Linked DNA regions of Homo sapiens: region 2 is linked to region 1. The links are chromatin contacts, found by Hi-C or POLR2A ChIA-PET in ENCODE. All regions are on one chromosome and are shown on one strand. Each heading gives the region's core, a stretch centred on a gene start or an enhancer-like site at or near the end of the contact. The rest is flanking DNA. Distances are from core to core; before and after follow the strand shown.

Evidence for each region. Hi-C counts contacts between places; a loop is a spot of excess contacts on that map. ChIA-PET counts read pairs that join two places held with the same protein, here RNA polymerase II (POLR2A). Pooled maps may share reads with other maps.
Region 2: a pooled map shows a loop between it and region 1 (2.7-fold over the local background). The contact joins the promoter of MRPL27 here to the enhancer-like site in region 1. A Hi-C loop is called at or near these places in 1 of 168 maps with a recorded cell type or tissue (heart left ventricle) and 1 of 50 pooled maps. POLR2A ChIA-PET finds 5 or more read pairs at or near these places in 5 of 52 experiments (HEK293, IMR-90, Panc1 and 2 more).

What each region holds. Positions count from the first base shown.
Region 1 is chr17:50,116,066-50,121,887 of GRCh38, forward strand. SAMD14 (sterile alpha motif domain containing 14) reads right to left here. Exons shown (of 10, transcript NM_001257359.2): 3 at 2,096-2,262; 4 at 1,342-1,630; 5 at 1-25. Among named protein-coding and RNA genes, the nearest start is that of SAMD14, 11 kb to the right of the region's middle. RefSeq lists an enhancer at 1-337 and a silencer at 1,180-1,469. Within about 2 kb of position 1,251, at least 2 of the 41 ENCODE cell types and tissues checked have a DNase peak (open chromatin) inside an H3K27ac peak, as active enhancers do.
Region 2 is chr17:50,370,959-50,376,028 of GRCh38, forward strand. MRPL27 (mitochondrial ribosomal protein L27) reads right to left here and starts at 2,226. Exons shown (of 4, transcript NM_016504.3): 1 at 2,173-2,226. The coding sequence starts at 2,212. EME1 (essential meiotic structure-specific endonuclease 1) reads left to right here and starts at 2,271. Exons shown (of 9, transcript NM_152463.4): 1 at 2,271-2,319; 2 at 4,227-5,025. The coding sequence starts at 4,251. RefSeq lists enhancers at 1,760-2,229, 2,370-2,589.

The DNA of each region.
Region 1 (5,822 bases), core at 1-2,500:
GGAGGACTGGCGTCACGGCTGTCATCTTTCCAGGGAGAGAAGGAAGGAAACTGCCTGTTTGCTGCCCTGCCTGCCTCCTTCGGCTGCCAGTGTGGGGTGGTAGAAATTCTCTTGACTTAGAATCAGGCATCCTGGCTCTGGTGGCCTTCACTAGCTGGGTGTCCTAGGATAAGCCACTTTACCTCTCTGGCCTTCCTCCATTTTAAATATGGGGATAATAACATCTACCTGCTTCATGGGACCTAATGGGATGCTTATGACAGCCTTTTACAAACTATAAAACGTTCCAAAAAGGTAGGAATCACTACCATTTACTCAATTTTATCCTGGCCAACTTTTTTTTTTTTTTTTTTTTTTGAGACAGAGTTTTGCTCTTGTTGCCCAGGCTGGAGTGCAATGGCGTGATCTTGGCTCACTGCAACTTCCACCTCCCGGGTTCAAGCAATTCTCCTGCCTCAGCCTCCTGAGTAGCTGGGATTACAGGCGCCCGCCACCACACCCGGCTAATTTTTTGTGTTTTTAGTTCAGACAGGGTTTCATCATGTTGTCCAGGCTGGTCTCGAACTCCTGACCTCAGGTGATCCACCCGCCTCGGCCTCCCAAAGTGCTGGGATTACAAGCGTGAGCCACTGCACTCGGCCTATCCTGGCCAACATCTAACCAACCTTCCAAACTTGGCTCAAATGTCATTTCCAGGATGTTCCTAGCCAGGCCAAGCATCCTGGTGTATGCTCTCCCGCCATGCTGCCGCACACATTTCCCAAATAGCACTTGTTATAGTTTATAACTAGACATTTAGTTAAGGGATGATTTGATTGGGTTTTTGTTTTGTTTTGTTTTTGAGGCAAGGAGTGATCATAGCTCACTGCAGCTCAAAACTCCCGGGTTCAAGCTATCCTCCCGCCTCAGCCTTCCAAGTAGCTGGTTCTACAGGTGCATACCACGCGGGGCTAATTTTTTAATTTTTTCTGGAGACGGTCTCGCTATGTTGCCCAGGCTGGTCTCGAACTCCTGGGCTCAAGCGATCCTCCATCTCGGCCTCCCAAGGTGTTGGGATTACAGGCGTGAGCCGCCAGCCAGGCCTGATTTGATTGTTTCTCCACTAAACCACTATGATGATAAAGACTGCATGTGTTTGCTCACCTGGGTGTCCCAGAGCCCACAGGATCTGGCACTTAGTAGGCGCTCGGTAAAGAATGAGTGAGCGGCGGCGTTTACTCTTCACCTCCCCCAGCCACCCTGCTCAGCTGCCCCTTCCGCGGCTGCGGTGCGCGCCGGGACCGGGAGGGCTGCTGCGCCCGGGAGCGACCAGCAGGAGGTGCGGCGCTGGCCGCCTCTCACCTTCGCTGTGCGGCTCTGCGCGCGGGTGGCGGCGCACGAAGCTGGGGGAGCTGTCGGAGGAGGGCGCGGAGCGCGGCGGAGAGCAGGAGGCGGCGGCCAGGCCCTCGTGCGACGCAGCGTTGTGCAGGGGCCGGTAGCGTGTGAGCGGCGAGGGCGGCGGCTCGTCCTCGTCCAGGCTGCGCCGCAACCCCGGAGGATCCAGGCAGAAAGAGCCCCCGGCCGGGGACCCCGGGCCTGAGTGCAAAGGCGAGCGCAGCCGGTGCAGGGGGCTCCCGCAGCCATCGGTCACCTGGACGAGGGGGCAGCCGCTCACCGAGAACCCTCCTCCTCCCTTCCCGGAGGAGCTGGGAGACTTTCACCCTGTAAACTGCGGGCCCTGAGGGTCCTTCCGGGGCCTAGAGGGAGGGTTTCCTCATGCCTTAGGCAGCGGGGTGGCTGGAGAGTGAGAGGTGGGAAACAGGAACTTTGAGTCACACAGGCTGGGGCTGAATTCCCCCTCCTTCACTTACTGTGACTTTGCTCCTGGACCTCTCAGGGCCTCAGTTTCCTCAGCTGTAAAATGGGGCTAATAATATCTTCTTTACACAGGATTAAATGAGCCAGAAGTGAACTGCAGCTAACACTTGGCAGCATTACTAGGTCAGGAGTCTGGGGATGTGGTTTCCCTGGAAGAGCACTCTGGAGAGATTATCCAGGGGTGGGAGGAGAGGGAGGGGTGGGAGGGTGTATATGTGTTTTCCTAACTTGCCCCAACCTTGCCTCCGGGCCCATCCGAGCCTTCACCATCCTCCGCGGAGCTGGCACTGTCCCGAAGCCTGGAGCGGGATGGCCGGTGTCTCCGGCCCTTGGCCAACAGTTGGGCCCGGGCCTTGTGTAAACTGCTGTCCAGTCTGGCCGTCTCTGGCACAGCCAAGTCCAGGTCTGCGAACCGGGGGAGGGGAGCAGAGACCAGACACATGAGAGGTGACGGCAAGCCCAGAGGCCCACCTCAGGGGCCACCTGCACCCACACCCCAGGCATTCAACCCGTGTTCTTGAGTGCTGGGAGCACAGACAGATGAAAAACAGGGTGTCTCCCCGTCTCAGGTGGGAGTGGGCGGGTGTGCAGGGGAAGCAGAAATGCCGGCGCTAAAATACAGCGCCGTGTGATGAACCCTCCTGTAGACACGGAGGAACGGCAGCCCTGTTTGGATGCATCAGAGGAGGAAACACCAAAGCTGGGTTTTAACGTCTGGGTAGGAGTCTGTAAGAGATGAGGTGGGCAAAACAGGTATATGCAATGCTAGGAAGTAGGGAAACAAGGGTGGTACCTCCAGGGACAGTTGGAGGGTAGCTTTGTGGAGAGAAGGGTTGAGGGATGAGGCTGGAGAGATGATGGAAATAATGGCCACCATTTAAGAAACACTTACTACACACCAGACAGTGTACATACATCATCTCTCACTCAAAACAACCCGGTGGGGTTAGGACAGTTACTATGCATACTTTACAGCTGAGCAAACTAAAACTCAGAGAGGTTAAGTCACTTGACTAAAGCCACCAGCTAGCAATGGTCCAGGATTTGAGCCTGGCTAGGCTGGCTCTAGAGACTGGCCCTACTGGGGACACTGGCTTGCTGTGCCACGCGCAGGGTCTCACTCAGAGATAGCACTGCTGAGCATCTAGAGGGCTTGCAGTTGGAGTGGAGCAAAGGGACACCCCCAGAATCCACTGGCAGTGGCAGGAAGGAAAGCCCCATAGTCCCCGAAACCTCTCTTCTGTCCTGGGTCTGTGGCCCTGTGCTAGATCTTGCATGAGGACATGGAGGAAGAGTGGGCAGACCCAGTGGGTCCAGCGTTAAAGTCCTTATTGCTCATAGCTCCACTTGTCACGTGCTGCACCTCGGAATGAAGCCCTCATGCTGTACCAGTGCTGAGCTTGGCACTGGGGTCTCCAAACAGAAAGAGTCTTCCCAGGCTTCAAGATGGGTCAAGACTTTTCCTCCCCACTCCACCCAGCATGATCTCAGGGGCCCTATTCTGTCACTCATGCCCACCCTGCCTTGTCTGCTCCTGTTTCGTTCTGTAGACAACCCCTAAGCCACCCCAGTTGCTCTCCTGGCTTAACTACCACCTATTTCTATTTCCAGCCTTGACACCCTCCCCTGAATTCTGAGTGTGGGCACTCAGGCACCTGCCAAGGAAGTTACCACGTCAAAGACCCCAAGGTGTCTCAAGCTCAACTCATCAAAATGAACCGATCATGTAACCTCAAACCAGCTTCTACTCTCTTCCTTGACTCAGTGAAAAGCCCCCTTGTCCACCCAAGTCGCCCGAGTCAGACAGCCCTAAGCTACCCTTCTTCTCTCTCAGCCCCAGACCCAGTTGGTAATTCATGTCCAACTGTCTAGTTGACACCTCCACTTTGATGTCCACCAGGGGTCTTCAGCCTACAGGTGCTGCAATCTCCTGATCTCTCCCACCCCAGAGCTGCTCCTCCCAGTCTTGGTGAACAGTAGCTCCATTCTTCTAGTTGCTCAGCTGAACCCCTGGAGTCATTCTTCACTGCTTTCCCTACCATCCTACAAACGGATTCATCCACAATTCCTGTTAGCTCTACTTTCAAAAAATAGCTAGACATACTGAAATATTTACGGTGAAGGGATATGATGTTTTGGACTAGGTTCCACATAATCCAGGGCAATAGGGGGAGGGCGTGGATGGGATAGATATGAAACTAGACTGGCTATGACTAGGTCATTGTTGAGGCTGGGTAATGAGTTCTTGAGTGCATGATAGACTACACTTTGCTGTAATCTCTAATTTTGAATCTGTTTGAGATTTTCCTTAATAAATTATTGTTTGTGTATGCGAATGTATACACATACTCCTATACATGCGTACATATGGAGAGAAAGGGAGGAGAGCAGAGGAAGGGAGAGGAGAGGAGAGGAAAGAAAAAGAGGGGAGAGGATGGGAGGAAAGGGAGGGAAGTGAGAGGGAGAATTCACAGTCTCTTAGACCAGAAGGTCTAAACTGCCATCATCTTTTAGCCTGGATTATTACAAACAGCCTCCTAGCTGGTCTTCCTTCCGTCTCCCTTTCCCATCTAGTCTATTTTCAACACAGCAGCCAGAGTGATCCTGATCAAACGTGTCAGTTTATATCACTCCCCTGTTCAGAACCCTCCAGTGACTTCCATCTTATGCAGATTAAGAGTCAAAGTTCTCCCAGTGGCCTTCCAGAGTCAGCCTATGCTCCCTTGCCTGTCTGAGCACTACTCCTGTCCCTCCACTCCAACCATCCTGGCCGCCTGGCTCATCCTCACACAAGCCAGCCTGCATTGCAGGGCCTTTGCACCTCCTCTGCCCTTTTTCTGCAAGGCTCTTTCCACAGATTTCTGCGTGGTTCTCTCCCTCACTTCCTTCAAGTCTTCGCTTAAATGCTTTCTCTCACTGAGGCCTTCCCTGACCACCCAATTTATAATAGCCCCCCCACTCCAAAACTCCACTCCTGTTTTTTTCCTATATCATTTCTCATTCTCTGGCATGCTATATATTTTGCTTATATCATTTATGGTCTTTCTCCACCCATTAGAATGTCAGCTCCATGAGGACAGGTTTCTGCTTTGTTCACTGCTCTACCACAGGCAGAGAACAGTGCCTGGCACACAGTAGGTGCTTAGCACACCCTTTTAATGAAAGAAAAATGTTCTGTTGATTGGCCTCCTCACACCCATGGAACCTGGGCTCTCCTCTCCTCTGGACCGAACTGCCTTAGCTCAGGCCTTCACCTGAGTGGAGGGGAGCTGCCCCCACCTCCCACCCCCTGCCACCCCAAAACATGCAACTATCCCTCCTTCGCTCCCTGCCTCCTGTCTGGCTCCTCCTCGTACCTTCCATGTGACTAGAAGAAACTTTCTGAAGCACCTTTCTTTTTTTTTTTTCTTGTGGAGACAGAATCTTGCTCTGCCACCCAGGCTAGAGTGCAGTGGCATGATCTTAGCTCACTGCAACCTCCACCTCCCAGGCTCAATCGATTCTCCTGGCTCAGCCTCCCAAGTAGCTGGGACTACAGGTGTGTGCCACCACACCTGGCTAACTTTTGTATTTTTAGTAGAGATGGGGTTTCGCCATGTTGGTCAGGCTGGTCTTGAACTCCTGGCCTCAAGTGATCTGCCCGCCTTGGCCTCCCAGAGTGCTGGGATTACTGGTGTGGGCCATCGCGCCCGGCCTGAAGCACATTTCTGACCATGTCCCATACTCTCCTGCTTTTGAAACTCTCGCAGAAGGGGTCCCAAAGCTAACAATATAAAGTCCATGCTATTCAGCTCTCTATTCAAGGCCTGAGGGGCCCAGCCCACCCTTTCTGTGTTCCCAACAGATTCCTCCTCTTACATGACTATGGCTAAGAGCACTGGCCCTGGCCCAGATGGCCAGGCTGAAGCCAGTTCTATCATTTGCCGGCTGGGTGACTCTGGGCAAGTTACTTCCTTTTAGGTGTC
Region 2 (5,070 bases), core at 976-3,475, 260 kb after region 1:
AAAGGCTTCGGTTTCAGGCTCACCCACGACTTTCTTTCTTTTTTTTTTTTAAAGACGGAGCTTCACTCTTGTTGCCCAAGCTGGAGTGCAATGGCATAGTCCTGGCTCCCTGCAACCTCCGCGTCCCGGATTCAAGCGATTCTCCTGCCTCAGCCTCCCAAGTAGCTGGGATTACAGGTGTACGCCACCACGCCCAGCTAATTTTTCGTATTTTTAGTAGAAACGGGGTTTCACCATGTTAGCCAGGCTGGTCTCGAACTCCTGACCTCAGGTGATCCCAAAGTGTTGGGATTACAGGCCTCACCCATGACTTTCTCAGCTGTCCACTCATCCACTGCTCACCAAATACTAGTAAACCAAAAGGATGGCTGGCCTAAAAGTGGCTCCCACAGGGTCCTGGCCATTTCAGAAGGCTGGGCCCTTTCTTCTCAAAGCACATCAAGCAGAGGTCCAACCATGACCCACACACTGCCCTTGTTAATCTGACCTCTCCATACTCATTCCAAAGTGCTCAATAGCATTCATTTGCAGAAGTAAAATGAACTAAAATTCATACTAAGATGGTAGTCCCTTGCTGTATGACAAGCCTAGGGGTGCAACTCCTTGCCTGCAGGTCTCCAGACACAGCCATGATTTAAGGTCCATGCCAGTGTCTTTAGAGAAGCCTTGTGGGTCTCTGGAGCCTATAAGTTCAGAGTTCCTGAAGCCTGGGTTTCTGACATTTCCATGACACCAGAGACTAGCTGGGGCAAAGGACCAGAGATAAGGACTCAGAAAGACAACATGTTAAAACATGCCCGGCGCCAGGATCTACCTACCTTTAAACATCTATTCATTCATTTACATACTTACTAAGCTCAGGAGCTGGGCTTTTACTTTACTTACATTATCTCACTCACAAATCTTTGCTCTTCACCCTACTCCCCATCCTCCTCCTCAAAGTAAATGGTACCACCATTCATCCAGTTGCTTAGGCAGAAACCAGAGTCATTGCAGATTCCTTCTCTTTGCTGTCCTCACATATTGTTCACCAGCAAGCTCTGTGGATGCTAACTCCAAAACAGATCTCAAATTCATCCGTTTTCCTCCAAGTTCACTGCCACCACAAACATCTTGGCTAAATCATCTCTCCTCAGGGCTATTACGACTTTCCATTTGATTTCCTCATTTCCACTCCTATCCCCTTTAAATTTACATAAGAGCAATAGTTTGCTTCTCAAAATGTAAAACTGGCTCAAGTCACTCTCCTGTCCCTCACTCTACACAGGTCTAGGTCTCCTGTCATTCTTTTTTTTTTGGGGGGGGGGGATAGGGCCCCATTCTGTCACCCAGGCTGGAGTGCAGTGGTATGAACATAGCTCACTGCAACCTCGACCTCCCGAGCTCAGGTGATCCTCCCACCTCAGCCTCCTGAGTATCTGAGACCACAGGCAAGCGCCACTACACCCAGCTAATTTTTGTATTTTTTGTAGAGATGGGGTTTTGCCATGTTGCCCAGTCGGTCTTGAACTCCTGGGCTCAAGCGATCCGCCCACCTAGGCCTCCCAAAGTGTTGGGACTACAGGCGTGAGCCATCACGCCCCGCCTGTCATTCTTTAGGTTTTAAATGTTATCTCCTCAGAAGCCTTCCTTCACCGTCCAATCTAAAAAAAGACACACACACAGACACACATTATCCTTCTTCACAGCACTTGCCAGTCTACATCTACTTTATATGTTCATTTATTGCCTTATGCACCAGAGAGAACCGTTCGGGGGCTAGAAGCCAAGTCTTCACGTTTTCTGCTGATTTTCCGAACACCTACCGCCGTGTCTAGCACAAAGTAAGACCTCAATCTGCTGAATCAATAGATTAATTTTTTCAACCCCAATATGCCAATGTTACTAATACTTCTACAGAGAAAGGACCCACCCAAATCCCCAACCGCCAAGGAACCCGTCCGTGCTGCTGAGGCAGGAGAAAGACAAGTGCTCTTCAAACGCCCTCACTCACGGCTCCACCCAGGATGTGTCACGTGACCAGCGACACCGTCCCTCAAACCTGGAGTACCCCACACACTTCCCCTCGCATCCAAGGTCCTCCGCGGGGATCAGTGTCACCTCCTTCCCTCCCTGCTGGAGCTCCACTCTGCCTCCCCGCCTCACCCCGCTCTGACTACTGCGTCCCATTACCGGCTGTCCGGGTCCTCAGCGCCAACACCACCGACGCCATGCTTTCGATCACTCACTTCCGGTCTCGAAAAGTTTCTACTTCCGCTATCAGGAGATCTACTTCCGGGCCCTGCGTGGCAGTTGAAAGAGTGGCGGGAGAAGTTGCAGGTGAGCGTCCCCGGTCGCAGGCCTGCGGATTGGGCAGGGCTTCCCTCCTGAACACCGCTCTGCAGAATCTTGGTGGCTAAGGTGTCCAGGAGCCTCTGCAGCGGACCGCCAGCCTGAGAGGCGCAGAGCTTGTCGGGCAGGGGCCCGCTTGTCCCACTCCCCTGATTTGCAGATGTCAACGGAGGCCCAGCGAAGGGTCAGAGATGAGGCCCCCTCCCTAGTCATTCAACTTACTCTACTTAGCCAGCTGTGTGCCAGATGCTGTACTAAGCGCGGTGGATGCATTATTTTATTTAATTCTCACTACCTTATAAAATGGGTGCTGTTACCATCCCTGTTTTACTAAGGAAGAAACTGAGGCCTAGGCAGGTTACATGTCTCCTTCTGGGTCATACCTACAGTGTTAGTAAATGTTCAAGAAATGATTAGCTTTGCATATGACCCAGCAATTCTACTCCTAGGTATATACACGAAAGGGATTTGAAAACATACCCCCACAAAAACTTGTATGTCAGTGTTCATAGCAGCATTATTCATAACAGGCAAAAAAAGGAAACAAATTAAATGTCCAAGTGATGAATGGATAAACAAAATGTAGCATATCCATACAGTGGAATATTATTCAGTCATGAAAAGCAATTAACTACTGATACAGGCTACATCATAGATAAACCTTGAAAACAAGCTGAGTGAAAAAAGTCAATCACAAAAGGCCACATAGTGTATGATTCTATTTATATGAAATATCCAGAATAGGCAAATGCATAGAGACAGATTTATGGTTGCCAGGAGCTGGGGAGGGAGGGAAAGGACAGTGACGGCTTAATGGCTGCAGGAATTCTTTTTGAGGTGATAAAATAGTGATGATGGTTGCACAACATTGTGAATATACTAAAATCTACTGAATGTACACTTTTAAAAGGATATTATGCTGTGCAAATTATATCTCTATTTTTATTTTTATTTTATTTTTCTTTTGAAGCAGGGTCTCACTCTGTCACCCGGGCTGGAGTGCAGTCGTACAATCACAGCTCACTGCAGCCTTGACCTCCCAGGCTCAAGCAATCCTCCCACCTCAGCCTCCTGAGTATCTGGGACTACAGGTGTGAGCCACCATACCCAGCTAATTTTTGTATTTTTTTGTAGAGACGAGTTCTCACTATGTTGCCCAGGCTGTTCTCGAACTCCTGGGCTCAAGTGATCCTTCTGCTTTGGCCTCCCAAAGTGCTGGGATTATACGCATGAGCTACCATGCCCAGCCTATATCTCAATTTTTAAAAAGAACAGTTTTTGGCCAGGTGCAGTGGTTCACACCTGTAATCTCAGCACTTTGGGAGGCCAAGGCGGGCGGATCACTTGAGGTCAGGAGTTCAAGACTAGCCTGGCGAACATGATGAAAACGCATCTCTACTAAAAATACAAAAATTAGCCAGGTGTGGTGGTGGGGCGCCTGTAATCCCAGCTAGGCTGAGGCAGGAGAATCACTTGAACCTGGGAGTGAGGTTGCAGTGAGCCAAGATTGTGCCACTGCACTCCAACGTGGGTGCCAGAGTGAGACTCCATCTCAAAAAAAAAAAAGAAGAACTTTTGACATCTCCATTTCAAACGTGAAGATAAACAAGGGGTTGGAGGTGTTAAATCTTGTTACCACCTCCCCCCATTAAAATTTTGTAATGGTAACTCTACTTTGTTTATACTTCAGCTTGACCTGGAAAGAATTTGAGGAGGATTCCTGTTAGATTACCAGGAGTTAGAGTTCCAGATTGAATGTGTTGGGGCCATGTCATATTTCTCTGTTTCTGTATTCTCTATATCTTATATTTATGTCATAAAGCCTGGCTATGGAACACAGCTAGTGGACTGAATTGAATGCTCCAGTCTGTGTCATATGTCTCTTTTCCTTTTAGGGAATTATTTGATAGCACATACTGATGGCTCTAAAGAAGTCATCACCCTCACTGGATTCTGGTGATAGTGACTCTGAGGAGTTGCCAACATTTGCCTTTCTGAAGAAGGAACCATCTTCAACAAAGAGGAGACAGCCTGAAAGGGAAGAGAAGATTGTAGTGGTTGACATCTCAGATTGTGAAGCCTCCTGTCCTCCAGCACCAGAGTTATTTTCACCACCTGTCCCAGAAATAGCTGAAACTGTCACACAAACACAGCCAGTCAGGTTGCTAAGCAGTGAAAGTGAAGATGAAGAAGAATTTATTCCTCTGGCTCAAAGGCTTACATGTAAGTTTCTGACCCACAAGCAACTGAGCCCTGAGGACTCTAGCTCCCCAGTTAAAAGTGTTTTGGATCATCAAAATAATGAAGGTGCATCATGTGACTGGAAAAAGCCCTTTCCAAAGATCCCTGAAGTTCCCCTCCATGATACCCCAGAGAGGAGTGCAGCAGATAACAAGGACCTGATCTTAGATCCATGCTGTCAGCTTCCAGCCTACCTGTCTACCTGCCCTGGCCAGAGCAGCAGCTTGGCAGTAACCAAAACAAATTCTGACATCCTTCCACCCCAGAAGAAAACCAAGCCGAGTCAGAAGGTCCAGGGAAGAGGCTCACACGGATGCCGGCAGCAGAGACAAGCAAGGCAGAAGGAAAGCACCCTGAGAAGACAGGAAAGAAAGAATGCAGCACTGGTTACCAGGATGAAAGCCCAGAGGCCAGAGGAATGCTTAAAACACATCATTGTAGTGCTGGATCCAGGTCCTCACATGTGTCTTTGTCCTGTGCTGAGTTATCTGCGTTCTG